3 separate regions of the Homo sapiens genome follow, and regions 2 and 3 are each linked to region 1. A link is a loop called in an ENCODE intact Hi-C map of the cell type or tissue named here. Cell type or tissue: IMR-90. All regions are shown on one strand. Each heading gives the region's core, and the rest is flanking DNA. Links, peaks and the distances in the headings are about the cores only. Region 1 overlaps PPHLN1 (periphilin 1). Region 2 overlaps CNTN1 (contactin 1). Region 3 has its middle 180 kb from the start of LINC02461.

Region 1 (4,422 bases), core at 1,923-4,422:
ACTCTGTCACCCAGGCTGGAGTGCAGTGGCGCGATCTTGGCTCACTGCAAGCTCCCCCTCCCGGGTTCATGCCATTCTCCTGCCTCAGCCTTCCGAGTAGCTGGGACTACAGGCGCCCACCACCGCCCCCGGCTAATTTTGTTTTTGTATTTTTAGTAGAGATGGGGTTTCACCGTGTTAGCCAGTATGGTCTCGATCTCCTGACTTCGTGATCCGCCCCCCTCGGCCTCCCAAAGTGCTGGGATTACAAGCGTGAGCCACCGCGCCCGGCCTGGAATTTCAAATATTTTCTAATAGAAACATTAGAATATTAATTCACTCTGAATACTGAGCACAGTGTGCAAATTGTTCTAGGAGCTTAATATTCATCAGTGAACAAATAGACATTCCTGCTTTTTATTATTATTAGCATTAATAATCTAAGATACTATATAGTGTACTTTTAATACAGATTAAACCCTCACTACTAGAAATACTACTAGTAGAAATATTACTAGTGAGGGACTAATGTGTATTAAAAGTACATTATGTGGTATCTTAGATTATTAGTGCTAATTAAAGATAGCACGATTGGGGGATCTGTTATAAGTGACATTAAGAAGGTGACATTGAAGGGCAGGAAAGTTAATTCCACAGATACCTGGATGAAGGGTGGCCTGCCCCTCCACACCTGTGGGTGTTTCTCGTCAGGTGGGACGAGAGACTGAGAAAAGAAATAAGACACAGAGACAAAGTATAGAGAAAGAACAGTGGGCCCAGGAGACCAACACTTAGCATATGGAGGACCTGCACCGGCACCAGTCTGTGAGTTCCCTCAGTATTTATTGTTTACTATTTGCACTGTCTCAGCAAGGGGAATGCGGCAGGAGAACAGGGTGATAGTGGGGAGAAGGTCAGCAAGAAAACGTGAGCAAAGGAATCTGTGTCACAAATAAGTTCAAGGGAAGGTACTATGCCTGGATGTGCACATAGGCCAGATTTATGCTTCTCTCCACCCAAGCATCTCAGTGTAGTAAAGAATAACAGAGCAGCATTGCCACCAGCATATCTCGCCTCCAGCCACAGGGTGGTTTTCTCCTATCTCAGAATAGAACAAATGTACAATCGGGTTTTATACCGAGACATTCCGTTTCCAGGGGCATGCAGGAGGCAGAGGCCTTCCTCTTACCTCAACCGCAAGAGGCCTTCCTCTTTTACTGATCCTCCTCAGCACAGACCCTTCATGGGTGTCGGGCTGGGGGACGGTCAGGTCTTTCTCGTCCCACGAGGCCATATCTCAGGCTGTCTCATTGGGGAGAAACCTTGGACAATACCCGGCTTTCCTGGGTAGAGGTCCCTGCAGCTTTCCGCAGGGCATTGTGCCCCTGGTTAATCGAGAATGGAGAATGGTGATGACTTTTACCAAGCAAACTGCCTGTAAACATGTTGTTAACAAGGCACATCCTGCACAGCCCTAGATCCCTTAAACCTTGATACCATACAACACATGTTTCTGTGAGCACAGGGTTGGGGCTAAAGTTACAGATTAACAGCATCTCAAGGCAAAACAATTGTTCAGGGTACAGATCTTTTTTTGTTTGTTTGTTTTTGTTTTTGAGATGGAGTCTCGCTCTGTCACCCAGGCTGGAGTGCAGTGGTGCAATCTTGGCTCGCTGCAACCTTCGCCTCTCGGGTTCAAGCGATTCTCTTGCCTCAGCCTCCTGAGTAGCTGGTACTACAGGCACGTGCCACCACACCTGGCTAATTTTTTGTATTTTTGGTAGAGACGGGGTTTCACCATGTCAGCCAGGATGGTCTCAATCTCCTGACCTTGTGATCCGCGCGCCTCGGCCTCCCAAAGTGCTGGGATTACAGGCGTGAGCCACCGTGCCCAGCCATGGTACAGATCAAAATGGAGTTTCTTATGTCTTCCTTTTCTACATAGACACAGTAACAGTCCGATCTCTCTTTCTTTTCCCCACATCTGGAGAAGAATATTCTGTGCAGGGAATTGCCAGTGCAAAGACCTATGTTCATCTGAAGTTTGAGGTCAATGTGACTTTGCTGTTCAGTAACTCTAGTTGGCTATCAATAGTTGTTGAAAGAATATAAAAAGCGAAGGAATGAGTTTTGGTGGGGAGGGGAAGCTATTTATCCTGAGTGTATTTAATAATGGAAACTGACTAGATTGGAATGCAGAGTTACTATAGCCTAAGTTGCTACTATAACCAGTTTGGTTAAAATGAAAAAACAGATCCATTATCTTGACTTTGGATTCAGAGTGTTAATGGTTTGACAGAAGGATATTGCCTATGACTTTGTTTTCTCAATTTCCATGACACTTTTGCTTAGAGTGCAAGTCCTCCATAATCTCTCAGCCCTCAGTTGAAGTTAACATAACAGTGGTTGGATAGCCCAGTGGAGTGCTCTAAGAAAGGCTTCTTTTCTTTCTGGAATTAAATATCCCATGATGGTATATTAAACATACCGTCTTCATTGAATATGGCATAAGAGAAAGAGATTTTTATAATCCATAACCAGTTATTAGCGCACTTCTGAATGAAGCTTGTATTCTCCACACTGAGTTCTAATTCTGTTCTTTGCCTAATTGTGATGTAGAGGGTCCTTCTATTGTTCTGTTGATTCTTCAGTTTGAATATCTTGTTGGCTTAGATAACTTTTCTGGAGTACCATCGAAACTGCACTGATATGAGGAGATGTAGTGATGATGTGGCAGGTAACATGATCACTCACTGGGAGTCTGAACACCTTTGTATAAATGTAACTGATTGGTCAATTTCCTAAGCCTGGATAATATCATAAACAACATATGCCGCTAATCAGGAAGCTTGCTGTACTTATCAGCTATTTTTAAATCCTTTAAAAATTACAAGGTTCTAGCATGGGGGCAACATAGTAAGACCATGACTTGATAAAAAATAAAATTAGCCAGGTGTGGTGGTATGCCTGTGGTTCCAGCTACTAGGGAGGTTGAGTCGGGAGGATCACTTGAGCCCAGGAGGTCAAGGCTACAGTGAGGTGTGTTTGCCCCACTGCATTCCCGCCTGGGCAACAGAGTGAGACCTTGTCTAAGGAAAAGAAAGAAAAAGAAAATTGCAAGTTTCCATTTGAATATAAGGTGATATTAGTGTATTCTGTCTTCTAATTACCATAGGAGATGGTAATTTTCATCATACTAAACTATGGAGGTATTTTGAAGTCATTGTTTACAATAACAGCTAAAAACAACCTTAAACATCTAGTACAATCTCAGAGATAAGGATAAGAGAGATGACCTGCCCAGCTCTCAACTGGCAAAATTCTAGACTAGACTTCTAGGACTAGAATTCTGTTATTATAATTTTGTTCTTATGAAACTTGGGTGGCCTCTGGTGGCCAAAATGATATCTTCTATTTTCAAGAGTGTGTTTGAAGCGAGTTTGGCCTGAGAGTTCTGTTTATACAATTAATGAAGATTTAATTATTTCTCTATATTGGTTGGTTTATACAGACACAAATCTTTACGTCTGTATTTCCCCCCCTTACAGGAAATTGTTGAAAACGTTAAATTTGATTCCTAAAAGGACTCAAGTAAGTATAGTATAGTAGTATTTAATATAGTAGTTATTGTTACATTTTTTGTGGGACACCGGTAAATTTTAATATTTCAGTATTAAACTACATACTATTTCTTTAGAACTCTTATTGTTTATTTTTCTCATTTATTACAAAACCTTATTTTTATTTACATTCTCCTTTAGTATATTAATTTACATTCATCATTTTTATCATCACTTCACATGTTATGCTTATTGAATGATTTTCAGGAACTTTAAAAACAGTTACATACTTTTGTAATACATAATAGTATATATACATTATGCAGTAAAATATTCATCCTCTGCCCAGCTACCTAGTTCTCCCCAGAGGCAATTGCTGTTGCATTCTCTTGTTACTCCCAGGAGTAGTCTGTACATATGCATATATATTCATACCTGGTCTTTTTACTGTGCTTTTCTTTGCTTAGCAGTATATCTTGGCAGTCTTTTCATATTGTTACTGGGGTTACTTTTCTTTGAAATGGTTTGCAAAAATACTCCTTTTGTATAAATATAATTGATCAATTTACAAAAGGAATACAAAATATTCCTTTTGTATAAATGTAACTGATTGGTTCAGCAATTTAATTTGTGCTATTTTGATGGATATTTTAAGTTCCTTTCAATCTTTGCTATGCAAGTGTACAAGTATACCTAGAAGTAGAATTGCCAGGTCAAAGCATATGTGTTTTTAAAATTTTAATAAATATTGCCAAATTCTTCCCAATCTGTACCAATTATACTTCCTTTTTTTTATTTTTTATTTTTTATTTTTATTTTTATTTTTTTTGAGATGGAGTCTCACTCTGTTGCCCAGGCTGGAGTGCAGTGGCACAATCTTAGC
Region 2 (12,003 bases), core at 4,442-6,941, 1.4 Mb before region 1:
AATACACAAGGACTAACTAAATATTGGTCTTTAAGCATAAATATAATCTTATTCTTCTGAATATAATTATAAACAACATTTCCACGTAACTAAGTTATTTCTGTATCTGGTTAGTGCCTAAAGAGTGGTTTATATGATATTTGGAAGAAGCTATGTATCTTGATAAATAGTAATTAGGTTTTCATTTTATGATTTTATTTTTGGCTCAAATGATATATTTTCTGCAGCAGAATTTCTTTGTAATTAGCAGAATTAAGTTAGTTGCTAATTTAAATTCAATGGATTGCTATTAGCTCTAAGGTCACTTTTATTTAAACCACTTATAGGAAGGGATCTTCATTAGTCTTTTCTACTCCAGAGGTTATTCTGGAGTAATTTTGGTACCAATAAGTGACCAATTGGTTAAAGACCAGATTGTTCCTAGTTTGTTTGACAGCTGATCTATATCATAGTATCTGGAAATAAGGATAAGATCTTGAGAGTTTAGTCTATATTACTTTAAGAATAAAGAGAATTATTACAAAAAAATCAGGTTTTCTAAATATTTTTATTAAAAAGTAATTTTAATCTCAAAGGCAAAGTACCTGAAAGTATAAATGAGACGAATGACACATGGAATTATGTATACCCTTTAAAGATGGTAAAAGATCAATTGAAAACTAACATAAGTAAGCTAAAAATATTAGCATGATTTAAGAAAGAATCATCATTGTTTTTTCCACTGCTACTTCATTATAATTTTTGTTGTGCTTCTTGAAAAATAATTAAATGAAAGGGATGTGGGAACTTGGCTGAGGATTTATACTAGAGGGTAGTGAGAAAAAGTGTGACCCATTAATATTGGTACTGTGTTAATATGTGTCCTCCAAGAAGCTGAAGCCAGGAAGATTAGCTATGTAAGAAATTAATTAATGGCAATGCATGGGAGGGAAAATAGAGAGGAAGCTGGTGGAGGCTTGGAAAAGTATTTTACTGAGATACAGGTCTGATCCCAGATGAAGGACAGAGGGAAGGAAGGAAAAAAGATTGTGTTGAAATGACTTGGACTGCACTGCACTTCTAAGAGTATGGTCATGCCACTGGAAAGTCTTCCATTCAAAAATGCATATCAGAGGAGTTTGCTGTCTTCCAGGAGCAGGCCTGGTTTAAAATTCCTCCCATGGTCAGTCATTGGCTAAGAACAGCCTGTGGAATGTGTGGCTTTGAATAAACACAGTGATGGATTTCTGAGTACGGCGTCTGGGACAGAGAATAAATTACACTCCTCAGAGTTGGAGAGTGGCATATTCTCAGAGCTTCCATGATCTTAAATAATTACTTTTATCATTATATTATTTTGATACTTCATTTCTCCTTCAACAACAAAAAGTACTCTGAAATGAGCTTCAAGTCAGGACTGGATTGTTCAAGAAAGGAAAGGAAATCCTGGACTATAATGTTAGCGGAAATTTTGTTATTTTCTTATATGAAGATTTTTATCAGTAAGGTAGATAGTTTTGCTTCTTTTATCAGACTTTGCCCTTAAAATGGATATACGTTTGCATGTTTTGTGCAAACTTTCAAAGATAATTTAGTTTTGAAAATTATCTATTTAAAGAAAGTAAAAAATCCAATGACAGGCAATTCAATATTTAATCTAAGTGTGAGTTTCTATACAATAAAACTTAGTGAGTTTTTAGTGTCCATCCCCTGAGGAAGAGGCTGACAGGTAGGGAAATATGTGTAGTATGAAAGACTTAGTTTCTGTTCAAAGAAGAATTTCCTAAATATTAATTTGTTCCAGAAGTTGTTACTAAGGAGGTTTTAAAATATTTTTTAAAGTTTCTAAAAATAAAATACATTTATATTTCTCTGTAGCCATGGAAATGGCAATCTGTCCTCACCTCCTAGTCTGAATTGAAGTCCTGAGGTTACATTTCTGGGAGACCGGGGCTCATTTCTTTCAGGCCTATGACTGATTTCAGCCTGTCCCATAGTGGAAGGTCAGTTAGAAGACTACGGCAATAGTTCAAGAAAAAGATGAAAGTGGATTTCCAAAACAAAATGTCAATGATGAGAAAAAATATTATAACTAAAGGCTAGAATTTGTCATCTTACAAAAATGTCTGTGGTCGCATGATTTATATAGAATGTAATAATTGAAAAATATTAGTGTTTGTAATCTAAGACATAATAATGTATTTTACTAAATCAGGTTTGTGAATTATATATATTTTTATTTCACTAGAATACTCATTTGGGAAGATGGTAGCTTGGAAATCAACAACATTACAAGGAATGATGGAGGTATCTATACATGCTTTGCAGAAAATAACAGAGGGAAAGCTAATAGCACTGGAACCCTTGTTATCACAGGTAAGTTAATGTTTGAGGGTGCTTAATTTCTAATGTATTAAAAAACATGATTCAGCACTAAGCATCTAAACAGTCAATGTATTTGTAAGTTTCTTTTTCAAAAGAATTTCAGGCAAGTTTCTTGCTTGATGATATTGTTCTTGGAATTTGGAAGTGAAAACATCTTATTATTTTGCACAAATAAAAATATATTGGTTATTATTTTAATATACCAGATAATATTGTGTCTTATATCTTCTTGAATTGTGCTTTACATTTAAAAATATATAGATCCTACGCGAATTATATTGGCCCCAATTAATGCCGATATCACAGTTGGAGAAAACGCCACCATGCAGTGTGCTGCGTCCTTTGATCCTGCCTTGGATCTCACATTTGTTTGGTCCTTCAATGGCTATGTGATCGATTTTAACAAAGAGAATATTCACTACCAGAGGAATTTTATGGTATGTGTTTTAAGTTTCATCTTATTAACACCCCAGTGATTCCTATGTGTCTGCATTGAAAGTTCTATTACTATAATCACATTTTATATCATCTTTGTTTTTCATGAGACCAAAAAGCAGGCAAAAAAGCTTTCTGTGGTTCTCCTTATATTAACTGTTGTACTGCTAAATCTTTCTAAAATGGCTAGCCCTGAGGATTTTGGTATAAATATTAATCAATTAATATTAATTGGGCTTTAGGTATGATTTCCCCCTTAATTTTAATACAATTGATGTGTATTACATCAGTATATATGTGCCCTTGGTTCTAGTGCCTTCCTTTTTACTTTAAATGAAGAGCATAGAACTTAATCTTTGTTATAATGATGATCTTAAAGCATTTATGTTATGCTTTAAGAGTAAGAAAGAGACAAAATTATATATGTTGGAGAATTTGGAGAATTAGTTTATGTGATTTGAAGAGGGTTAAATGGCTATATTTTAAGAATTGAAAGGTGTTACATTCTACAAGTCCTATAGTTAAACATAGTGATATAGAGAGTCAAGGTGTAGAAAGAAATAAAATAGAGGGAAAAGACTGAGAAGTAATGCAGGCAAAACAACTTGTGTAAGAACATTGTTGGTGTCTTGGTAGGCTGTCTAGGTTACAGTGTATTTAAAAAGTAAATTAATCACTGGCCCTATCAGCCTCTTCTTTAGAAAAGCAAACATTTGTAAGACTAAGGACATATTTAGAACATAGGCATAATTAGGAAAACTTTTATTTTAGAAGTCAGTTATTAATATAAAAAAGAAGCACAAATGAACTCAGTAGGACATTTAGGATTGTTTAAGTCCCATAAAATCTGAAGATTGATATGTACACATTATTATATTATGCTTTCATATTGTCCAGCTATGTTTTTAGCTTTAGAAGAGTTGTAATTTAACTGATCTAGCTACAACTGTACACCTCTAGTAAACATACCAATACTCTTTCAGTTTCTGAACCAAAATTATACTTTAAAGAATAACAATTGAGAATTGGCAGAGAACTGTAAATTTTGTATTTTGACATTATATACCATGTAATATATTTTCCTTATAGATCTGAAACTATTTTGCACATGCCCAAAATTAGTCAAATTGGCACCAAAATCTCCAATACTTTATTTAAAGTGTATTTTATTTTGCAAGAAAAGTAAATACAACTTGGGTTTTATTCATTTTAAAGGAAAAAAGTAAGCTAAACAGGGATCTTACTTTCTCAAAAAGTAGGCTTCTGAATTTGAAAGAATTATCTTTGGTGTTATAAATTGAATAATTTCAAAAGTAAAGTCTAGAAGTTCCACAACCATAGTTTATAAAGTAGTAACTAATAGCTGCAATGAAGTCTATGTAAATAAATTTGCAGACAAAAATTGCCCTAAACTGAAACTTCATATTTAGAGCTTATTTATATTCTTTAAAATACTAATTACATTGTGCTGGTACATGTAAATAATGACTGCAAAAAGAAAATGGAAAAAAAAAGGAATTTAAAGAGAAAGAAAAATAGATCCCAGTCCCCTTTAAAAAAAAAAACAGGAAAACAAAGAAATAACTGGAATACTAATTAGGAAACAAATAATAAATTAGACCATAAAAATGTAAAAGACCTTGTGGCCACTTAGTGCACACTCTCCCTTTTCAGATGATAGCTGCAGAGATTCACATAGTTACCCCTCCAGCTAATCCAGAGCAGAGTCCTGACCGCAGGCTCACCACCTCAGGTTTCAGTTCATTCCATCAAATAATGATCTGACAGTGGGAGCAAACCTACTCAACTGACTAGATAAGCATCTTAATTGAATCAGAATATCAAATGCACATGTTTAGCATGTCATAGATGGACAGATGCATTCAATTATCTCGATTTTTAAAAAGCCTGGATAAGAATCATTTTAAAATAAATAATTAAACTGAATTCTATCTTTCAAACCAACACAAGACTAATGAAGCTATCCCTGGCACCTTCCTTCTCTTTTAAGGCAAACTACAAAGTTAAACTTCACTGGTCAATATGCCATGCAAAATTTAAGTAAAAACGCTATAAATATTTGATCCACCTTTTGGAAGATAGTCCTAACAGCTATTAATTGCTTCTAGGATTGTTAATAGATCATTCTCAGAATTAGTGGCTCCTCCTATGAAAATCTTAGTGAATATATATATGTCTCTTAAATAATGATTTGGTATTTTATGTAGTTCTCCCAATATTTCAACAATTGAATAGCATTTGTTCATTAAGAATATGTACTAAGCACATGCCATAAGCAGACACAGTTGTAGGCACTAGGTTAAATAAAACACTGAAATAGACATGGACACCAGCCCAAAATAAACCAATGATACCCCAAGAGTTTAAGATTCAGATGTAAATGTTTTTTGGTAGCTATTACAGTTAACAAAACCAACATAATTAACATGTTCTAACAATTTTCATTGCTAAAAACTAATACAGGAAGTTCTGACTAATAATAAAAAGGAATAGGGAAATCAAATTTTAAACTTTTTATTTCAAGAACCTAAGTTTTTATTTTCCAATTTAGTTTCAATAATAAATTGAATTCAATAATTAAGTATGCACTGATTTTAGCTTGCTATTCTTGATTTTAACCACTAAGGGGCAACCTTGTATAAGGATTCAAATTTCACAGCCCGGTGTAATTTGGGACTTCTTTTCCTTCATGAAATTAAACAAATGCATTTGCTCCTACTTATGAATAAATTGTGAGATTATAGGTGATTTTTAAATGTCTTCTTTATATTTTTTCTAATTAAAGTTATGTAATTATTAGGAAAAATGTAACTGTACATTTTTAAAGATGTATATTTCTTTTAAGAGTTTAATGGGAACACCAAAAAAGCAAAAATAACACTGTCTTTGTATTTAGTAATCCTACTTTATGTAAAACTTTGGGATTAATTTATTTTTTAATGTAACTTTCAATTTTAAGGCAGTAATTGCACACCTAGTACTGATTATAGAAAAACACTAAGGAGTTAAACATCTAAAAATTTCCTGAGTATTATATTAATATGTAATAATTGTCAGATGTTCCACTGGAACTTGAACTCATGCATGGGGGATGTTAAAAATACAAGCTCGAAGCAGAAATTTAATAAATCTGAGGCTTTGATACAATAAGATATTAAAGCAGTTTATCTGCCATTCTTTTATTTTGTTGATGTTATATGGCAAATGATCATAAATGTTTCAAGTCCAATTATAAAGTGGCTCCTGTTTTGGCTTTCTAATTCAATAGCTACTTAATGCCTTGGAGTAAATACAAAAGGCAGAGCCATTTTATTTATTCATTTAATGTATAACTTTTCTTGTTCCAGAAAAGACTTAAGACAATCTATCAAAAATATGAATTTTAAATATCTCATTTTATTCCTCTTTCAAGGTGGCACCTAACCTGTAGAATTTTTCAGTAGCCCTCAATTTTTGACATTCACTTTGGGTCATTTTCTTTCAACTGTTTAACAACATTCCCTGCTTAGAGCCATTAAGTTAGTTAATTACATGAGTTCCTTAAAATTTCCAGTTTTGGAGATTGTCACTATTTCATATATATATATATATATACACACACACACACACACACACACACACACACACACACACACACACATATGTATTACTCTTATTACAAATACATGTTAAATTTGTAATACTGTGGGACATTATTGCCTGTCTTATATGAATTCATAAATATCACTTGAATTGTTCAGAGATTGTGTCACAAACCAACCTGGGCTTTAGGCTTCATTTTCTCACCTCTTATGTGGTGACTCTGATCCAGGGATTAAAATTCTCTAAGCCTCAGAATTTCCCTCTGTAAAACGTGATTAATCATTCACTTACTTCATTCAGGTTACTTCACTGGGTTTGAAAAACTAGTTACTTCATGAAAGAGTGCATATAGAGACTTGGCACAGCATCTGAGAGTATTGGGGACACGAATAAAGTATATAAGTGGTTATTAATACTTTTTATAAGAGAGCAATCATCCCCCATTGGAAATTCCAGAAGCTTTTGCTAGCTAGTTTTTCTTTCTTTCTTTTTTTTTTTTTTTTTTTTTTTGAGCCACAGATCTCATTTTTCACAATTTAATACTTGCACTGCTTGCTGTGCTGGATACTTAGACTGAGACCAAAAAAAAAAAAAAATCTGGGTATTTCATTGCTGAAGGCAGTGAAGAGGTAATAATAGCCAACATTTATTGTGGGCTTACTGTTTAGACAGAATTGGGTTAAATGTTTTTCACATATTTCTCAGTTGATCTTCACAGAAATCCTCTGTGGAGTGCATATTATTGTGATTTTCTCAGTTTTCAAAGTGAGGAAAGTGAGTATTAGAAAAGTTGAGTAACTGGTCCCATGTAATCATACAAGTCGCTAGAGGCTAACAGAAGATTTGATACCAGGTGGCCTGACTGCCAACCCTGTAATCTCCACCACTTTGATTCATCTTTTGGTTAATGTTCATGTCTGTGTCTATTTAAATAATTCTCCCATAAGTATTTGATGCTCTACAAGGCAATACTGTTCAATTCACATTTTATTCTCTAATCTGGTTTAATGAACCTTGTATGCTCACTCAGATTGCCCAAATTACTTCATTCTCCCTACACTGTTGGCCACCTTTGCAATACACTGTAAGTCATGTCTACACAGTTTCAAGTGGTCTAACTATGAAGTTCCTGGCAATTCCTAATGATCCCCTGTAGACAGGTATGCTAGGTGTGTGTTTGCAGGTATGTGGGTGTGCATTTTTTCTGAGTGCATAAGCAATACCATTCAAGAGAGAAGAAGACAGATTTCTCACCCAAACGTTATTTTCCTTTTTTAAAGAAAAATTTTATTAAACATATCAAAAAAGGTCTTTAGATTTTACAAATATGTATTTAAAACTAGATCATGCTGTGATCTTGTACAGAAATTTTGTTTCTGCAAGACAAGAAAAAGGAGAGGAAAAATGATAAAACAGAAGTCAATTTGTTTTTTTTTTTGTTTTTTTACAATTTAATCTTTTATTTTTATTTACATTTTATGTAGAATGCTTATAACTAGAAAGAAAGGTTTCTTTTTTTATATACTTTAAGTTTTAGGGTACATGTGCACATTGTGCAGGTCACATATGTATACATGTGCCATGCTGGTGCGCTGCACCCACTAACTCGTCATCTAGCATTAGGTATATCTCCCGATGCTATCCCTACCCCCCCTCCCCCCACCCCACAACAGTCCCCAGAGTGTGATATTCCCCTTCCTGTGTCCATGTGATCTCATTGTTCAATATTTCATTGTCTCTATTCACTATTTTGGTTGTTGTTGCTGTTTTTGTGGGTTTTCTTCTTTTCTTTTCTTTCTTTTTTTTTTTTTTTTTTTTTTTTTTGAGACGTAGGTTAGCTCTTGTTGCCCAGGCTGGAGTGCAATGACGCAATCTCGGCTCACTGCAACCTCTCCCAGGTTCAAGTAATTCTCTGGCCTCAGCCTCCCAAGTAGCTGGGATTGCAGGTGCCTGCCACCACACCTGACCATTTTTTTGTATTTTTAGTAGAGATGGGGTTTCACCATCTTGGCCAGGCTGGTCTCGAACTCCTGACCTCAGGTGATCCACCCGCCTCGGCCTCCCAAAGCACTGGGGTTACAGGCATGAGCCACCGCACCCGGCCTCTATTCACTGTTGAACAAGAAGGTTAAGATTATCCAGAATTATGTGGGAGAAAACGAGGACGGTTGGGCAATAATCCTTGGTAAGAATCAGATTCGAGCCGAAAAAAATTAGAGCAGGATACCAGGCAGCCACAGGGAGATCGTGGAAGCCCTGAAGTATTGTAACTTTGGTCCCATGTGGAGACATTTTTGGTTATCACAACTGTAGAGGTGTTGAGAGGGTGTGTGTGTGTGTGTGTGTGTGTGTGTGTGTGTGTGTGTGTGTGTATTGCATCTATTTAGCTATTAAATATCCTATAATGCACAAGACAGATTCCAAAAACCTAGTATTATCTGGCCCAAATTATCGATAGAACCAAGCTTGAGAAACGTCCTCAAGAAAGATATTAAAAAAGAGACTTAGCAATACTGGGACTAGCCACTGCAAGGTTTTAAGCATGATGTATTGGAAACAAAGAGATGTTATATTGTTTTGAGCATCTGAGAGTATTGGGGACACGAATAAAAAGAAACTAGATTTTTCAAAATGCATATCCAAAATAGTTTAAGTAGTAGAGGATGGGTTTTATGTGCTTCTTGAATTTAAGACTCTTAAATTTTGATGAGCAGTGGAAAAGAGGGAGAAATACATAAAAAGTATACAGGCTCCTGGCACAGTCTTGTGACACACAAAACATACAAAAGCATTCGGCCAATGTCAAATTGCTCTATTTTTCTTATCAGTAGTTAGTTGGAAAAGAGTTAATTAGATAATTCTATCATACTTCATTCTGTATGAATATATAACTTTTCTGATCCCCTTTTTACTACCTTAATAAACCTTTACTGATACCTAACTGCTATATTTTATTTGCTATTTACCAGTGTTAAACGAAGGAAGGTATCTATGTTCCTGGGTGTGTTTTCAGTTGGGCTAGCTTCTTTTAAGATCATCACACTTCCCATGTATAGACCATGTTAGCTGATGTCACTCTCTAGCCTAACTTCTCATAGTCCTTACTAAGCATTTGTTGATAAGAATGCCAGGTGAATGGAATTAAGCATATATATATATAAGAATGCCAGGTGAATGGAATTAAGCATATATATATAATATAATATATAAAATGTCCATTCTGATCACTTTTTTCTACAAAGTGGTCCAAGAAGATTTTTAGAACTCTAAAGCTAAGGGGAACCAACTTGAAAACCATATAAATTAAATGATATATGAGTTGTATTTCAACTCTAAAACATAGGTTCCAAATCAAAGGCATTGATGTTTTTGTCCATCATTCAAAATGCTTAGGAGAAACCTCAAAGAAAATGGTCTTTTGAGTTTTCATTTAAAATGGCCAGCTGATCAAAATTGGACTCTTCAGCTGTCATTCTCGTTGTTTATTACATACAAAAATAGCCAAATTTAGAGATTTTCAACACGTCTACTCTTAATTTATATGCAAACACACTCTTAGTAATTATCTTAGTAATCTTAGAAATTATCCTGGACAACTTGCCTTATTTATTTTTTTGTATGTCCAATGACATCACTTCACTTTAATAAGTTGTTTTGTCATTTTATTTATGTTTTTGACTCAATCTTAATATTGATGCATTTCTTAAAATAACCCTAACAAAAACTAGATAACATTAGAGAATTACTGTTAATTATGTTATGTGTGAAAATGGTTTTGCATACAAAAATTGGCCTAGGGTGGTGGTGCACACCTGTAATCCCAGCTACTCGAGAGGCTGAGGCATGAGAATCATTTGAACCCAGGAGGTGGAGGTTGCAGTGAGCCCAGACTGTGCCACTGCACTCCAGCCTGGGTGAAAGAGTGAGACTTTGTCTCAAAATTTAAAAAAAAAAAAAAAAAAAAAAAAAAAGAAGAAAAGGAAAATGGTTTTGTGATTATGTAAGAAAATGACCTCAATTTTTTGAGATTCAAGCTAATGTCTTTAGAAATTGCTGATGAGTTGATGAGTTGAGTAGTATTGATATCATAATATCCGGAATTTATTTTTCAAGTGTTCAGTCCTAGACAGAAAGACAGAGATAGTGGACAGAGAGAAGTAAATATAGAGCTAGTTAGCTAGACAATTAGATAAGGCAAATATGGCAAAAAGTTTACAATTGTTAATCTAGTTGGCTGGTTTATAGATGGTGATAGTACTATTCTTTCTACTTATGCTTGAAAATTTAAATAGCAAAAAAATAAGTAAAATAACAACATATCATATATGAAGAAGCACCACATCTACTTACCAAACACTAAATCCAGTTATCTGATCTATTAAGCACTACCTTGGAAACAGCTTGACTTGGTGAAACTAGGGCTATATATTACCTATGGAGCCTTCCACAAGTAGCTTAATGTAAAATCTCAAGGTCCTTATTTCTAAAATGGGAATATTAATAGTAAATCTTTGGGTAGTGTTACTTCTGGAACTCAGAAGTGAAAAGGAGATAGTCCTAGTTTCATTATTAGGGCTATGAAATTATAAATATAATTACATAAATTGAATAAGAAAATGTATGTAAAGTAGCTAGCACATTGCTAGACATTTAAAAAACATTCAGTAAATTAGATTTGGTAATAGTAGGAGTTCAATAGTAGTATCAGTAGTGGCAGTAACAATAGAAGTTATATTAGCCATTTTAATAGTAATAGGAGCAGTTTTAGTAGTATTAATAGCGACACTAGTAATATTAGTGGCTATAGTTATAGTAGTTTTGTGTCTTCCTCTGTAAAATACAGCTAAAAATAGTACGTATCTCATAGGCTTGTTATTAAGAGTAAGTCAGTTCGCATGTATATTTATAACAACCTTTGACACCTAGTTAACCCTAATTAAATATCTGCTGTTAGTAGAGTTGGTGGTGGTAGTAATGTTTGCAGTTGGATATGACATATTTGCTATAGTATTTTTGCTTTCTCTACTCTAACAAGCCAAAAGTAAAGAAGAAACGTTTTATTATTTCATGGATATAGCATATATCAGACATATTTAATAATTTTTATGTTTGTGAAACATATTCTTTAAAGGATGCACTTCTTTCCAAACATCTATATCTCTCCCTTTACTCTGAACTTGAATGGAACAAATTATTTAAATGACAATTATGAGCTCTAAGTTTTATCTAGACCTTTTCTGTACCATATAGAATCTTTCTTTGTTCACTAAGATTAATTCAATTTGTTAATACAGCGTCATCACTGAGACTCATTTACATTGCAGAAATGATTTTGCAGTTAGTTTACGGGGGAAGGTGAAGGAAGGGCTGGGTATTTATATGTTGGAAGTCTTTTGATTTAAACTTGGGAAACTTCTAAGTGGTCAACCACATATACACTTTGGAACATCCCTGAGCTTTGCTATCACAATTTCCAGTATGTGATTCAACTCTCCTCATCTGAAGGGAGGAATTTTGTAATTGAGCCAAGCTGTGGCTTTTAGTAAAAATACAGTGAGCATTTGTATCTAATTTGTGGCTAGAATGTGCTGAGGCCCATGA
Region 3 (12,003 bases), core at 3,915-6,414, 1.0 Mb after region 1:
ATTGCTGCCAGTTTAGTATGATTTACAAAAAAAAGAAAAAAGAAAAAAAGATAACACATATAAAGTACCCTACAAATTATAATTATTTGAGTAAGGGACCAAAATTTTGCAAGGTAAATATTACTATCCTTTTTGTTTATTTGTTTTAAATTAATGAGGAGGCCTGGAGCGGTGGCTCATGCCTGTAATCCCAGCACTTCTGGAGACTGAAGTGGATGGATCACTTGAGCCCAGGAGGTCTAGGCTACAGTGAGTTGTATGGCGCCACTGCACTCCAACCTGGGTGACAAAGCAAGACCCTGTCTCAAAATAATAATAATAATAGGGCTGGGTGGGGTGGTTCATGCCTGTAATCTGAGAACTTAGGGAGACTGAGGCAGGTGGATCACTTGAGATCAGGAGTTCGAGACCAGCCTGGCCAACATGGTGAAACCCCGTCTCTACTAAAAATACAAAAATTAGCCAGGCGTGGTGGCGCACGCCTGTAATCCCAGCTATTCTGGAGGCTGAGGCAGAAAGAATTGCTTGAACCCGGGAGACGGAGGTTGCAGTGAGCTGAGATCGTGCCACTGCACTACATCCTGGGTGACAGAGTGAGACTCCATCTCAAAAATAAATAAATAAATAATAATTAATTAATGAGGAAGCATAGTCTTAAAAATTTATACAGTCATCCCTCAGTATCCATGGGAGATTCATTCCAGGACATCTGATGAATACTAAAATCAACAGATACTCAAGTCCTTGACATAAAATGGTGTAGTATTTGTATTCTCCCATATACTTAAAATCACCTCTAGATTCCTTATAATGTATAATACAATGTAAATGCTATGTGAATAGTTGTTATACTGTATTGCTTAGGTAATAATGATAAGAAAAGTCTCTACGTGCTTAGTACAGATGCAATTTCAAAAAAAAAAAAGTGTTTGATCTGCCATTGGTTGAATCCATGGATGTGAAGGGCCGATTGTACTAACTTACCAAAGATTTGAAGCTGAGTTTTAAATTCTGATCTGTTGAATGTCAAAGTTTTCTTCACTGTAATAGAAAATTACAATGTGGACCCTCTTTAGGAAGTTTGGCTGGATCGAATGAACGGTTTGGTATAAATCCTGTTCTTTTCTTGTAGTTTAACCATGGGAAAAGCACTCAAGTGATTCAAATGTTTTAGTAAAAATATTCTGAACACAGAAAATTCAAATTTGAAAGTTTACAATTGAAAATCTTAAACTGGATACAGCAAGGGAGGGATGAAAACATTATGGAAAATGAGAAATTCATTCTTGTTGTCTGTTAAATACTAAGGGAATATTTTGCTGTTTCAAATCTGTTTAGAACTGGTACTTTTCAGATGGACAGCCTAATAAATGGTGGTAGAAAACAGATAAACTTTGTGTATGACTTTTTGGAGAAATATACATCAACATGAAAAATACATAAACATAAAATTAGGTACAAGCTATGTTAGTTATATGGTTTGAATAAAAAGAAAATCATTATGAAATATACAGCTTGTCTGTATGAACCTATTTCCAAATGACACTTTGTAGGTTATGAAATGTTCACCTAAAATTACCATTTGTATATAAAAGACTTACAAAAAAGTTCCCAAATTTCTTCTAAATCACAGTTGAATTTAGTTCCACTTTTTAGCTCATCTCCATTTGCCATACAATGAAGGTGATCCTGAGAATTAAGTAGCACTTTAAATAATGTATTATCAGCTTTGATTCTATATTAATATCATAAACTCATTCATGTCTTAAGAGTCATTCTCTTTGATTTTTGAAATTCTGACATTTTAATGAAATTATGTAAAGGGTTTGACTATTCTTTTGGAAAATCTCATTTAAAATACATCAGTAGCAGCATCTTTATGTAAAAAAATCAATGTTTCTGTCATTTATTCATTAAAATAGTACTAGCTACATGTTCAGAAAGAAAAAAAAAACCTGTGCAAAGTGTGATTGGTATAGAAAGGCATCCTCAGAGAACTTTCAACTTAGCAAAGGGAAACAGAATTCATACTGAAATGACCATCATAGACATTAATATTTAAGGATGTCATTTAATACAAGGGCAGTAGGCTAAAAGTAAGAAAAATATTTCTGGAAAGGTAGCTTACTCTGAACATAGAAAGTTCAAACTGAAAGTTTGTAATTAAAAATCTTATATTTGATACAGTGCTAATACAGAAGATTTAACAGAGAGTGATTCAATGAGAAAAACTAAAATGAGCAGAGACACAAAAACACAAGAGCAGAGACCCAAAAATAGGAAAATAATGAGAAGATTAATACCAACTGGTATAACTACAAATTTTAGCTAGTAGAGAAATAGGAGATAAACATTAGAAAAGATGGTTGGTGGCAGATTGGAAAGGTCTGAAATGCCAGAATAAAAAATTTAGACTTTTATTCCCCAGGTTGTGAAATGCTGGCTTTATCTTTATTCTAAGCAGTGTTTTTCAAAGTATGGTCTTAGGAATCTTGGGGTCCTCAAATGAGTCTCATGAGGGGTTTTATGAGGTCAAAACTATTTTCCTAATACTATGACAGTAATAGCAGTTGTCACTCTCACTGCCCCAGAGTTTTCAGTGTAGTTTTCCAAGATGTGTGAAGTAATGTAACAATCCAGGTGTCTTCTCTTAAGCAAGACATTAAAGAGATTTACAAAAGCATAAACACTTGCCATTTTTCTCAATAATCATGTTTTTGTTTTTGGAAAATGTTTATTTTTCATAAAAATATATTATTTATATAAACATGTAATGGTGTATTATAGGTATTTGAAAATAAATTAATACATATTTTTAGAGGTTCTCAGTTTTTATTTCTCAACTAAATAAAAATATATAACCTACCTAAACAAAAGCTCTTTGAGGTCTTCATTATTTTTAAGAGTTTAAAGTGATTCTGAGACCAAAATATGTGAGAATCCTAACAGTAATCTGGTCTTGATATAGACTCAATCATGACCTCTAGTGGATATATCCAGCCATTTTGTAAACTTGGGGACATCAGATTCAGTCACCAAAATTAAAAGAAAAAAATCATTTGAAATCTCACTGTCATTTCTTCTTGAGAATTCGTTCATAATCTTCTACCATAGGTACCAAATCTAGTTTCAGGTACAGTGGCTAGAGCTAGGGTTTTCCAAGGTATCCCTGGATCACCTGCTTCAGAATCACCTGTGAGATAGGCTTACAAGGAAGATTCCTGGGCCTTTTCTAGAACTTTCAATCAGAGTTCCTTGTGATGCAGCCCATCTGCATTCCATCAAGAACCCCACAGTGTTCCTATCAACACTGACATTAAGATTCTTGTTTCAGTATATTTGTGCTGTATATTTGTGCTGTACTTAAGAGTTTACAAAGAATCACCAAAAAATGGTGGTTAAGACTTACATGGAGTCAAAGACTTTTGCTCACTTGTAATTTCAGTGCTCACAGACTTAGGTGCTTTTCCACTAGAAGATATATTGTTATCAGGCAGGCATTTAGAACCTAAAGTTGATGGGTCTGTCCAAAGATAAGAAGTACCTACATGTCCCTATTGAGACCTTAATTCATCAGAGAACCACTCTACCCTCATGAAGGAGGAAAGTATGAGTCAAACCTGCACTTCTAAGACTAACATGCAAAAGAATCACTAGAGACTGCAAAGCTTAAAATATTTACTATCTGGTGATTTACACAAAATTTGCCTACCTCTTGGTCTAGATCAATGCTTTCTAAGTTAACAAACAAATAAATCTTCTAGGGATCTTGTTAAAATGTAACTTCTGATTCAGTGGATCTGGGGCCAAGATTCTTATTTCTAATGAGCTCCCAGGAAATGCTGCTGAGCTGCTGGCCACCTGAGAGCAGGTTTGAAATGCAGAACCCCAGGCCTGAGGGCATGCCCACTGACTTGGCAGGTGCCTTTCACCAGGAAGCACAGGTAATCTTCATGCCAGTGAACGATTACACCGGAAACATTGGTGCAATCTACCAAAAAAAGAGCATGGTTTTTGACTTCTGACAAAGCTGCATTGGAATCCCACTCTTATTTGTTAGGTGTAAGAATGCAGCATACAATTCAAACTCTCCTAACATCCTCTTTTTCCTCTTTAAAGTGATGACAAAAATACTTTATCCACCCACATCTTAACCTTGTTGTGAAAGTGCAACGAGACAACGGAAACAATTGCTGAATAATAGCTAACACATACTGATGGCTAAACCACTGCTGTGAATAATTTACAAACAAAGAAATCAAGAAACTGACAAAGAAATAAGAGTAGTGGAACAACTTGTTTGAATTCAGGCAGAGAAGGGTAGAACTGGTATTCATTCTTGGCTCATATTATCTACTCCTGCCCTCTTAAAGGCCCCCCAGCCCTGTTCAAATGTCTGTGTTGATGACTTCTATCATGATTTGTGAACATATTCTGAGACACATCTCTATGCACAAATGAAAGAAACCTACAGTCTGGGCCAATAGGAAAAATGTTGCAAACCTCAGTACACACACCTGACCTTGCCAAAACATCAAAAAGCAATGAAGTAAATCTAAAGTTATCCTGATCAAAATCCTATGTTAGGACAATTTTGTTTAATGAAGATTAGGCTACAAAAAAAATCCAGCAATAGTCTACTTTTATGATGACTATATTACATGCTGGAGGAGATAGCAGTGTAAAAGCACCTCAATTATCTAGTTTCCTTGTCTTTAAAATCACCTTAGAGATTGCTCTCAGGGCAGTTTTGACACCAAAGCCTCCATCTGCTTATAATCTCCCTTGCCTTCTGAGAGCTATTTCAGTCCTTGCTATTTTGCTCAGCAGGAAGTCACCATCCCTGCTACTCACTTTCATTTTTCCTTCCTGCCCTTATTAGAGGTCACAGTCCTTGAAAGCTCTTTGGAAAAGCTTTATAAAAGGCAACAGCATCCTCTACTGACTGTGACTCATAATGTCAAAGGGGCACCAACTCCAGCATTTGAGCATGATTTGTGTTACTTCTGCTTTAGTACCCTTATCAGGGATTTTTTTATGTCCTTATTTTATGCTGATTTTCATATTAAAATGAAACATTGGTGTGTGAACTAATTTTAAGTAGTAAAATAAAATGGCTTTCAGCAGAATATTACACCAGGTGTTGTTTTGAAAAACATAATTCTTTGCACATGGCATGGCCTTTTTTCAGAACCTCCAGGGCTTGCATTGTGATTCTTTGCCTAAGTCTTGTCACAAATTCCACATGACATTTTTCTCACCATTGATACTTCCAGCACCATAGGGCCTGTCAGATCACATGGTCCAAGTGGCAGGGCTGCCTGGACCCCAACCTGAATGAGCTATAAGCCCTTTCCCATTCTAGACCCAATTCATAGAACTCACACACTGTCCCATAATTCAGTATAAGAGCCAACGCAGTGTTTTTAGTTGTAGAATATGTTGCCTCAGAACCCGAAGAAGTCTTCCAGCTATTTTGCTCTCTTTTTCATGGTAAGAGCTGTAAGATACGAAGGTTTGATTTTTATCAGGACAGGATGTCCCAGCAGAGCTCTGATCACTAAAATCCCTAAACTCATAGGTTTCTGTCAGGTTTCTGACATTTTTATGGGGTTTATCTCCCCTCCTCTGCAGTGGGTATGTTTTATTTAACAAGACCTCCATCATCCACTTCTTGCTCATCTAATCCAGTCTACATATAACCATCAATGTAATGGATCAATGTGATGATCAAAGATGACCACATGATCCATATTTCTTTGGAGTATGACTGTCACAGAAGATGAGAAAATTAATACAGTCTTGAGGTGAAGCATAATTGTAAATGTAACTTTTTGGGTCCAATCCATGTGATTATTAACTATTTCTAATCTTCTTTCCTTTTGGGGATAGAAAAGAACAAATTTGGTAAATCAGTGGCTGCAGACCATGTGTCTGAGGTCATATTAATCTGTTATAGCAAAGATACCACTTCTGCCACCAAGACTGTGTTGACAATTACTATTTGGTTGAGTTTGTGGTAGGCTATAGTCATCTTCTAGGATTCATCCAGTTTCTTCAGCATACAAACTGGTGAATTAAATGGAAATAAGATGGGAAACACTATCCCCGGAACCTGGATTCATTAGATCCTTAAGGGCACTAATCTCTGCCATCCTCCCTCAATATCACTACCTCCACAATGTGATAAGACTTCCAGACTGGGTGTGAGATTTGGAGACCTCCATCTTCCCTACTATGACAAATCTCACCCCACAGGCCAAGGACCCAATGTGAAATTGTACCAACTGCCATGTGTTTCAATCCCAGTTGTACCTTCAGATTAGAGGAATGATCACCAGGTGGACCTATGGATCTATGGACCTAGCGAACCCCATATAAATCAGAACATAGCCAGGATTCCATTTATTATCTGGACCCCATCCTAATGGTTATGATGACATTTCATGTCTCCAGATGTAAGTATTATCTCAGACACAGTATCTAATGGTCTCTGAAATGCATAGACGTTCCCATTTCCTTAGTGCACAATATCTGAGTAAATGTCCATAGATGTTTCAGAGGAAGGATTGGGAAAACTATTAGCATATAAATTCACTGGGGTTTGGCAGTCTTTCCTCCTGGGGACCAAGCCACTCCTCAGTCAATGGGTGTTGAGTCTGAAAATTGCCTCAAGTCCAAAAATTTGGCAAAGAATGACTGTGCTTGGCCTCTTTTGATGTCTTCTACTGGTAGACGCTGAGTAATGCCCTTGTTGACTCCCCTCATATTTTGACCCTTTAGATAACGTGTTCTGTTGACTATCTCCATAACTCTCAGCAGGGCAGGCCCCCTCAAATGCCACTTCTCCAGCTTCTGCCAGTACATGTTGGCTAGGTCTTGCAGCTCCTTTGGGAAATATCTCTTTTCCTTTGTTATAAAGCCCAGTAAGTCCCTAGCTGGGTCATGCTGTGACTTAATCCTACTTATAGGTCCAGTGTCCTAGTGCCCAGGAGGAGAGGGAAGGGCAGATCCAGAAAGAGGTACCTAAAACTTTGTGGAAGAGGGGCCTCTGCATCATCTTCCAGAATGCAGGGTGTACTGGTTCATACTAGGGAGAGGCTGGCCATTCCTGTAGGCTCAGAAAGTTCAGAAGTCTTTCAGTTCAAAACATCTGGAGGAATATCAGGCCAGATGATTCTCTTCATGTGTCCCAGGGTTTCCCAAACAGGTCCTATCCTTAGTTTGTCTTCTTTTTGCTTCCTTTTGTTGCTAACATTGATCTTACAAGCTGTGATCGTGTTTTGCTTTTATTTAAAATTACAAAATATACTGAGTCTTTCTCCAACCTACAAGTTGTTTGGAAGTTTTGTTTTTAATATCCAAATTAAATTTTCTGACACCATTACATTTTCACATTTTTTCTTGTAGTTCTGTCCATTTTTACTTTTTATATTTTGAAGCTATGAGTTTGGGTGCGTGGGTTCAGGATTGCCCTAAGTTTCTGATAAATATTTTCTCTGGTTGTGTCAGAGGCATTTGAACCAGAGTGACTCCATCTTGAATAGGGGCTGTGTAAAATAAGACTGAGACCTATTGGGCTGCATTCCCAGGAGGCTAGGCATTCTTAATTACAGGATGAGATAGGAAGTTGGCACAAGATACAGGTCACAAAGATCTTGCTTATAAAACAGGTCGTGGTAAAGAAGCCGGCCAAAACCCCCCAAAACCAAGAGGGCAATGAAAGTAACCTCTGGTCATCCTCACTCCTCATTATATGCTAATTATAATGCATTAGCATACTGAAAGACACTCCCATCAACAACATGACAGTTTACAAATGCCATGGCAACATCAGGAAGTTACCCTACATGGTCTAAAAAGGGGAGGAACCCTCAGTTCCAGGAATTGCGCACCCCTTTCCTAGAAAACTCATGAATAATCTACCCTTTGTTAAGCATATAATGAAAAAATAAAGTATTCTTACACAAGCAGCCCATGCTGCTGCTCTGCCTATGGAGTAGCCATTTTTTATTCCTTTACTTTCCTAATAAACTTGTTTTCACTTTACTCTATGGACTCACCCCAAATTGTTTCTTGGGCAAGGTCCAAGAACCCTCTCTTGGGGTCTGGATCAGGACACTTTTTCAGTAATAGTTGTTTGTAATAACTGTCTTTACCTTTTCCAATGCTTTAGGCTTAAAGAACATTTTGCAAATTTTAGTAATTCTACAAGGTTCATACTTACCTAAAATATCTCTTCCTCAACCCCTTATTTTTAACTTTTTCAATCACTACGTTTTATATGCATTTCTTTAAAGCACATAAGCTGGACTTGAAAAACGAAAACAAAACCAAAATTACTGATATATCTTGATTCAGTTTTACTGCCTATTTTGTGCTATTTTTTACCATGCTTTCTCTTTGCTTATTTTATTTTCCTCCATATCTCCTCCCTTGATGAAGTTTTGTTTATATTCTCTTTCTCCTATCCTTGTTTAGAAGTTAGAACTTTCAATAGTCACCCTTATAATTTTAAACATGCTTATTTAACTAAAGTCTGAATTTTATCTCTCTACTTTATTCCCAAAGAAAATGAGATCTTCAGAAAGCTTTAATTACAAATCACCCTCCTACCTCTTTCAAACTCGTTGTAGGTCAGCATTTTAATTTTTTAAAAAAGGACATTTTTATTGTTAGTTTTTGCAGTCAGGGCTTATTCAGATTTACACAAATGTTAACTAAATCTTTGCATTTACATTCTGAGATCCATGCCTTTACTACTGATGTAAAAATTTTAATGGTCAGTAAAGGGTCCATGAGTAGGTCATTGAGCAAGGGTCCATGAGTAGGAAACACAGTCTTTGTATGAAAATAACTTTATTCCACATTTATTGCTATTTTTCTGAGTATACAACATTAGAATGACTGTTCATTTCCCTCTGCACTTTGAGCTTGGCTATGCATATTGTGGTTGCTGCTGCTCTATCTTATCCAGCATCTCTGCAGTGAGGGGGAGGCCTATGTTACCCCAGCTCACAGAGTGGCTGTAACCAGAAGGTTTCTCTAAGAAAAGCCTTTGATTAGAGCCTCTTCAAGTTCGGATTTCCTTTCCTTTCAAACAAAAAAAATTCTAATTTTTAAAGCTGGCTTTGTCTACTCATGTGTTGAAGATATGAGCAGGGTTTATAAAATATTTTCCCACTACACAGCCCAAGTCTAAATGAACCAGATTAATTCTTCCTCTTTGTCCCATTGTACCCTGCACCAACTTGAATTATAGCACTGTCACAACCAAATTCACTTACTTTGCATATGCCTAGCTCCCACACTAGAATGTAAGCATGATGAGGGTTGAAAAGTTACGTACTTAGAATTGTATCCCTAGCTCTTCATAGGGTACGTATATAAACAGTGTTTCTTAAATGAGGCAATGGATAAACAAGTTATGTTTTCTTTCTTTTCTTTTTTTTTCATAGTTAGGGTCTCAATCTGTCTTCTATGCTGGAGTGCAGTGGCACAATCATGGCTCACTACAGCCTCAAACTCCCAGGCTCAAGCAATCCTCCTGCCTCAGCCTCCCAAGTAGGTGAGACTACAGGCATACTCCATCATGCTCTGATAATTTTAAAAAATTTTAGTAGAGATGGGGTCTCACTACGTTGCCTAGGCTGGTCCTGAACCCCTGAACTCATGTGAGCCTCCTGCTTTGGCCTCCCAAAGTGTTGGGATTATAGGTGTGAGCCACCGTGCCTAGCCAGTGATGTTTTCAACAGTGGGAAATCTTAGACCTACTTCTGAATTTCAGTGGCTGTACTAGTCCACTCTCATGCTGCTATAAAGAGTTGCCTGAGACTGGGTAATTTACAAAGGAAAGACATTTAATTGACTCACAGTTCTGCATAGCTGGGGAGGCCTCAGTAAACTTACAATCATGGTGGAAAGAAAAGCAAACACACCCTTCTTCACATGATGGCAGGAAGGAGAAGTACCAAGCAAAGAGGGAAAAATTCCTTATAAAACCTTCAGGTCTTGTGAGAACTCACTCACTATCACAGGAATAGCAGGATGGAGGTAACTGCCCCAATGATTCAATTACTTCCAACTGGATCCCTCCCACAACATGTGGAGATTATGGGAACTACAATTCAAGATGAGATTTGGGTAGGGACACAGCCAAACCATATCATTTCATCCCAGCCCCTCCCAAACCTCATGTCCTCACATTTTAAAAAACAATCATGCCTTCCCAACAGTCCTCCAACATCTTAATTCATTCTAGCATTAACCCAAAAGTCCAAATCCAAAGTCTAATCTGAGACAAGGCAAGTCCCTTCTGCCTATAAACCTGTAAAATCAAAAGCAAGTTAGTTACTTCCTAGATACAATAAGGGTACAGGCACTGGATAAATACACCTGTTCCAAATGGGAGAAATTGACCAGAACAAAGGGACTACAGGAACTCATGCAAGTCTGAAATCCAACAGAGCAATCAGTAAATCTTAAAGCTCCAAAATGACCTCTTTTGATTCCGTGTCTCACATCTAGATCATACTGATGCAAGAGGTAGGTTGCCAAGGCCTTGAGCAGCTCCACCCCCATGGCTTTGCAGGGTATAACCCCCCTCAAAGCTGCCTTCATGGGCTGGCATTGAGTGTCTGTGGCTTTTCCAGGTACATAGTGCAAGCTGTCAGTGGATTTACCATTCTGTGGTCCAGAGGATGGTGGCCCTCTTCTCACAGCTCCACTGGGCAGTGCCCCACTGGGGACTCTATGTGGGGGCTTCAACTCCCCATTTTCTTTCCACACTTCCCTAGCAAATGTTCTCCATGAGGGCTTCACCCCTGCAACAAACTTCTACCTGGACATCCAGGAGTTTCTATACATCCTTTGAAATCTAGGCTGAGGTTCCCAAACCTTAATTCTTGACTTCTATGTACCCCCAGGCTCAACACCACATGAAAGCTGCCAAGGCTTTGGGCTTGCACCCTCTGAAGACATGGCCTGAGCTGTATGTTGACCCCTTTTAGCTATGGCTGGGAAGCAGGGCACCAAGTCCCAAGACTACACAAAGCAGCAAGGCCCTGCTCCCAGCTAATGAAACCATTTTTTCCTCCTAGGCCTCTGGGCTTGTGATGGGAGGGGCTGCCATGGAGACCTCTGACATGCCCTGGAGACATTTTCCCCATTGTCTTGGCAATTAATATTTGATTCCTTGTTACTTAGGCAAATTTCTACAGCAGGTTTTAATTTCTCCTCAGAAAACGGGTTTTTCTTTTCTATCACATTTTCAGCCTGCAAATTTTCCAAACTTTTATGCTCTGCTTCCTTTTTAAACTTAAGTTTCAATTCCAAAGCATATCTTTGCAAATACATGTAACTGAATTCTTTTAACAGCACCCACATCACATCTTAAAAACTTTACTGCTTAGAAATTCCTTCTGACAGATACCCTAAATCATCTCTTCCAAGTTCAAAGCTCCACAGATATCTAGGGCAGGGGCAAAATGCCACCAGGCTCTTTGCTAAAACATAGCAAGAGTGACCTTCATTCCAGTTCCCAACAAGTTCATCATCTCCATCTGAGACCACCTCAGCCTGGACTTCACTGTCCATATCAGTTTCAGCATTTTGGTCAAAGCATTCAACAAGATTCTAGGAAGTTCCAAACTTTTCCACTTCTTTCTATATTCTTCTGAGCCCTTCAAACTGTTCCAACTTCTGCCTGTTACCCAGTGCTAAAGTCACTCCCACAGTTTTGGGTATCTTTACAGCAGTGCCCCACTCAGTACCAATTTACTGTCTTAGTCCATTCTCATGCTGCTATAAAGAACTGCCTGAGACTGGCTAATTTATAAAGGAAAGAGGTTCAATTGACCACATGACTGGGGAGGCCTCAAGAAACTTACAATCAAGGGGAATAAAACACATTCTTCTTCACATGATGGCAGGAAGGAGAAGTGCCAAGCAAAGGGGAAAAAGCCCCTTATAAAATCATTGGATTTATGAGGACTCACTCACTAT

What was found. Peaks named below come from ENCODE experiments on the same cell type or tissue, not always from the same donor. Only the 100,000 strongest peaks of a DNase experiment are listed, where the experiment ranks them.
Region 2: a loop joins it to region 1, with 21 times the contacts of the local background. A loop is called at or near these places in 4 of 110 quality-filtered maps.
Region 3: a loop joins it to region 1, with 2.8 times the contacts of the local background. A loop is called at or near these places in 3 of 110 quality-filtered maps.

The regions. Positions count from the first base shown.
Region 1 is chr12:42,329,133-42,333,554 of GRCh38, forward strand. All of the region lies in intron 1 of PPHLN1 (periphilin 1), which reads left to right. Among named protein-coding and RNA genes, the nearest start is that of PPHLN1, 5.2 kb to the left of the region's middle. In IMR-90, for the core only: a CTCF peak has its summit at 3,375 (motif pointing left); no DNase peak of the experiment used is centred there.
Region 2 is chr12:40,941,370-40,953,372 of GRCh38, forward strand. It overlaps CNTN1 (contactin 1), which reads left to right. Exons shown (of 24, transcript NM_001843.4): 13 at 2,228-2,355; 14 at 2,626-2,801. Among named protein-coding and RNA genes, the nearest start is that of PDZRN4, 240 kb to the right of the region's middle. In IMR-90, for the core only: a CTCF peak has its summit at 5,445; no DNase peak of the experiment used is centred there.
Region 3 is chr12:43,334,170-43,346,172 of GRCh38, forward strand. No RefSeq gene overlaps it. Among named protein-coding and RNA genes, the nearest start is that of LINC02461, 180 kb to the left of the region's middle. In IMR-90, for the core only: a CTCF peak has its summit at 4,947; a DNase peak (open chromatin) is centred at 4,862.